Regions from separate parts of the Homo sapiens genome. Here region 2 is linked to region 1. A link is an interaction called in ENCODE POLR2A ChIA-PET data of the cell type or tissue named here. Cell type or tissue: MCF 10A. All regions are shown on one strand.

The links. ChIA-PET counts read pairs that join two places held together with the same protein. Peaks named below come from ENCODE experiments on the same cell type or tissue, not always from the same donor. Only the 100,000 strongest peaks of a DNase experiment are listed, where the experiment ranks them.
Region 2: POLR2A ChIA-PET joins it to region 1 with 11 read pairs; 2 of 35 experiments call an interaction of 5 or more read pairs at or near these places.

Annotation. Positions count from the first base shown.
Region 1 is chr2:229,488,050-229,490,549 of GRCh38, reverse strand. The region is part of intron 6 of DNER (delta/notch like EGF repeat containing); the gene reads left to right. Among named protein-coding and RNA genes, the nearest start is that of PID1, 220 kb to the right of the region's middle. In MCF 10A, no CTCF peak of the experiment used is centred here; a DNase peak (open chromatin) is centred at 1,359.
Region 2 is chr2:229,406,063-229,408,562 of GRCh38, reverse strand. DNER (delta/notch like EGF repeat containing) reads left to right here. Exons shown (of 13, transcript NM_139072.4): 10 at 1,218-1,331. LOC124907995 (a long non-coding RNA gene) reads right to left here and starts at 1,213. Exons shown (of 2, transcript XR_007088116.1): 1 at 1,095-1,213; 2 at 231-647. LOC107985994 (a long non-coding RNA gene) reads left to right here. Exons shown (of 3, transcript XR_001739917.2): 3 at 953-1,206. RefSeq lists enhancers at 1-539, 301-1,500. In MCF 10A, no CTCF peak of the experiment used is centred here; DNase peaks (open chromatin) are centred at 2 and 1,202.

The sequences.
Region 1 (2,500 bases):
TACATTCTGTCTCCATAGATTTATTTATTCTGGACATTTTAGAGATAAGTCCAAGTATATGATGTGTAGTTTTGTGGCTGGTGTCTTTAATTTAGCAGGTTTTCAAGGTTCATTCAGGTTATACCAGGTATAACTGCATTCCTTTTTATGCCTGAATAATATTCCATTGTATGGATGTACCACATTTTGTTTATCCCTTTATGCGCTGACAGACACTTGGAGTATTTCCATCTTTTGGCTATTGTGAATAATGCTGCCAAGACACTAAGACACTTAGCCTGATGTACTCCCTCTTCAATTTTCCTCCAGGATCATGTGCTTCTAACCTTGTCTCCCTCTTTCTGCTATATTCCCTGTCCCTCCCTGCTTCTTTCCTGGCTTCTTGTTCACAAGGATTCTCTGGCCTTCTCTATCTTAAAACCAGTCCTGCAAACAAGCAGTAATTTGGAAATTCCTTGCTGCTCCTTCCATATGTCCACTTCCTCCGCTTTCTCCTCCTCCTTTGTCTCTTCCTCCTCTCCTCCTCTTCCCTCTTGTCCTCCACTTTGATCTCCCCTTCTTTCTCTTCCACTCTCTCTTCCTCGTTACTGCAACATATTGGTCCATCTTCAACTCATAATTTTCTACCCACTCCCTCATGCTGCTTTTCTCTCTGTATCATAAGAGTGCTTCTCCAAGGTCATCAGTGGTGCCCTTCTCACTGATTTCGAGGGCTCCTTCCTCATCCTTATCCTGCTGAAGTTGATCATTTTTCAGAAGCCTTCTCACCTGGCTTCCAGAGCACTGCACTGTGCCTGCTCTCCTGAGACCTCTCCCACCCTCTTCTTCCTCCCCTCCCTCTTCAGCTGCTCTCCTCTGCCTTGGGTAGCAATGGCTCCTTCTGAGCCATCACCTCAAGGTGGATGGCTTCCAGACCCCTTCTAGCCCAGCCTTTCACCTCAGCACTTTGCCTGCACCAGGCAGCAATGTGTCTGCCGACTCCTCCTCCCCTCCTCCCCTTCCTCTTCCTCCCCCTCCTCCTCACCACCTTCCTTCCCTCTGTCCGCGCCCCCCACACCCACCCAGTCATGTTGCCGGCCTCTCTCTGCCTCCTTTTGATCCCACACTTGATTGCAGTCTGGCTTTCTCATGCATCCCTAGTTTCTATCAGTGGTGCCATCATCTCCCTCCTCACTTGGGCTGGAAGCTCGGCCATTATGCTCGCCGCCCTCATCTCAGTTATCTTTGGAGTGCCACCAAGTTTCCTTTATTTATGATGACTCTCCATCTGCCCTGGCTCTTCCTCTTCCATTACCAATGCCCTGATTCAAGCTGTTGGCATCTGCCGCCTGGGTGATTGCACCCTCCCCGCAGGCCATGCTGCCTTACTCACAGCTGCCGATGTGATACTTACGAAGCCAGGGCCTGGCTGACCGCAAAGCCCAGCTGGGCCGGGAGGCCAGATTGCCCAAGTGCAGCGCCTGCTTCCACTACTCATTTATTGTGTGAGCTTGGGGAAGTTACTTAATCTTCCTGGGTCTCAGCTGTCTATCTGTAAATTGGGCATGGGTGACGGTATTCAATGTGCCACAATCCAATGACTGTGAAGATTAAATAAGATGATATAGGTAGTGTGCTTGGAAAGTGACCTGGTGCATAGTAAGCCCTCAACAAATGTCAGCTGTTGATATTGTTGTGATTGTCAAGCCCTGCACAGAGTCCAATCACCACTTTCTTGGCCAGAGATTTGGCTTCAGCTCTTTCTGCATCTCCTGCTCAGGGGAGCCAGGTTGGAGCAAAGATCACAGGAAAGCCAGGCCTGAATGGGCCACTTCCTGCCCACTGTGTCTGGCCTCAGGGCTGGCCTTGGTTGGCCCTCACAGTCTTTTCAAATGAACTTCATCAAAAGGAAAGAAGGAACACATATGAGGAAAGAGAGGGACGTAGGGTTAGAGTCTGCAGTCCTGGGTTGAATTCCACTCACCAACTTTACTTAGCTCCTCTGAGCCCAAGTTCTCTTATCTATAAAATGGAATGATGATCTTGACCTTGTAAAAGAAAACACACACGCAAGAACACACAAATGCACACACAACACACATGTGCACTCATATACATGCATATGCAACACATGCACACACATGTATACACACATGCACATAACACATACACAAACACAAAACATGTACACACATATACAAATGTAATATACACAGAGTGCACACATGCACGCAGACATGCATACACAAACATCTATCCCCACATCCACATCCACACACACTGGCACAGAATCGGTAAGCCATCAAGGGCACTTCTTTGTAGCCTCTAAACACTAGTAAGAGGATGAAAGATGAGAAAGATTGGAGCTTTCATTCTTCTGATTTCTTCTGCAAGGGCATTGCCCACTCCCCATCCCACACCCAGTTTCGACATCCCTCTTGGAGTTCTCTCATTTCGTCCAGACCAGAACACTTGCTCCCAGGGAGAAGGGAGGAGAGACCTTAAGTGCTCCCCTGAAATG
Region 2 (2,500 bases), 82 kb after region 1:
AGTTACTATTTGCTTTATGCATATTTTTCTTGAGGCTGTTGGGAAGTGTGGGCATATCATTATGTACGTTCTTAGGCAAGGTAGAATGTAATTTATCTTTCTCTCCAAAGGGTGGGGATAGGGGAAGGGAGAGAGGGAGGAGGGGCAGGAGGAGGAGAGAGAGAGAGACACTAATCTATTCATCCATCTTGGCATCCAGTGTAACATCAGCAGATATCCCACCTTTCAAATAGCATTAGATTTTTAAAGTTTTTAATAAAATTATAAAAAAATAGATACTTGTAAAAAAGGTGCCAGTAATGTAGAAATACACAGATGTGAAAATCAAAGTAATCAAGTCTCCTGGAAGTAATCCAGTCCCACTTCAGGCATTTGCGTACATACATGCACACACAGTCTTTTTTTTTTAAAAAAAGTAAATGAGAAGCTGTCTGTTTTACTTTACAGATTTTTTAAAAAATGCCTCTTCTTTGTTAAACGAGTGCTGAGCTCCATAGAGTTTTGTATATTTCCACAGTCAATTCAGGGTCACTCTCAACAGCCTACTTAGCAAACACAGACTCTGGGATGGGATTACGGGCAGCTTCAAATCCCAGCTCCTTTCTTACCAGGCTTGTGATCTTCGACTCTTTCCTCAGTTTCCTCATCTGTAAAATGGAGGAATAAGGATAATTGTCTCATAGTGTTGTTGTGAGGAATAAATTAGACATAAAGCATGCAGTGATGTCTTTGAGAATGAAGTCTAAGTATCACACGGCTTCCCCTCTCCCCTGCAGTTCTTCAAAGTAGAACTGGGACTCACTTAAATATCTGATTCCAAATCTTCACTTTCAGGTTGCTAATATTATATTTTCTCAAGGCCATCTAGATATTTTCTGTTTCTTTTGGAGACTTATAAAGCATTTGCTATTGATTAATTTATCTTTCAGGCTTTTAACTTTCTGTTCCCCAGGCTTTGGGACACGTAGGCAGAGAAAGTACAGATAAAAGACTATGGTGGGACCTATGGACAGTGATCGAATGTGTTACTTTCTCATAAGGCAAGTTTTTACAACAATCTAAAATCATGAGTGGGCACGTGTGTATACACTCACCCACACACACCCACGCTGGGAATCTCCCTCGCATTGTTCCAGAGAGTTCCGACTTTGCTTTCAGAGGCCATGGGAGCCAGAGAGTCCTGGATGAGTCATCCTGTTTTGCTTGTTTCTCTGCAGGAACACACTGTGAATTGTACAAGGATCCCTGCGCTAACGTCAGCTGTCTGAACGGAGCCACCTGTGACAGCGACGGCCTGAATGGCACGTGCATCTGTGCACCCGGGTTTACAGGCAAGTGATTCCAGGGACTGAGTTTTCAAATTTACCACAAAGTGCCCGAGATTGCAGATGTTAAAAAAACCCAAATCCATCATGAATAAAATATTGCAAAATATAAACACCATTACAAAATGTAAGGAGGCATGGCTTGGATGAAGATCTATTTTAAAACAACCCATTGTGTGAGCCTCATTAAATGAGGCTTTTCTGAGATGGTTGTTTGGCGTCTAGACTTACAAAGACTATCATTACTGTACCTTTCCCAGGCTAGGACTATGAAACATGAGAAATGAGCCATTACATGAACACTTGAGAAAGGTGATGGGTTAATAAAAGTCAGAAGATGGAAAGAAGGAAGAGGTGTGTCTTCTGTAGATGCTGCTTTCAGCTGCCATATTTATTTTTATTGCAAGATATAAAAGTGTCAAGGGAGAGTGGGATGGGAGGCGAGATTGGCGGGGCAGGACTGGCTTCTCCAGAAATCTTGGTGGCCACTGAACACCGAACAGGAGGAGCCACTCCTAGATTGGGGGTTCCAGCCTAACTTGGGGTCCTTCTTCAAAGTCACCCCCTTATGAGCTTCAAGGACTTTGTGAATCTCAAAAACAGATGTGAAATGTGGTTTGTACGTGTATGTGCTGAGCGTAGCCTCTCAAATGTTTATCAGATTCTTTTGGAGACTTAGAAAACATTTGTTATTGATTAATTTATCTCTCAGGCTTTTAACTTTCTGTTCCCCAGGCTTTGGGACACGTAGGCAGATAAAGTACAGGTGAAAGAAACTAAACCACCGGAGACAAAATGTTCCATCCCCTGCTTTTCCAACAGAACCCAGGGATCTTGAAATGTAGAGAGTAAGACAAAGTCTATGTTTTTAGAGTTTTGCTCAACCAACAAAAGCTTAAGGGTCACTCTGGATTGCAAATTGGAAGAGGATGACATATCAAGTACCCACAGAAGAAGGTGGGCTCTGAAGCCAAAGAAAAACATATGTTATCATTGACTGGAGAGCATCTTGCTGTGTCCACCTCTCCCCTGCTAAGCCACTGTGGCCACCTCCCAAGCCCCGGAGAATTTCACAGAGCCTTGGTCCCTAAGCCATCCCAGGGGAGCCTCATCTGTGCTACTGGTGAAGGTGACAAAAGCCGAAGTGTAGGAAAAGCAACTTCTGATTTTCCTTC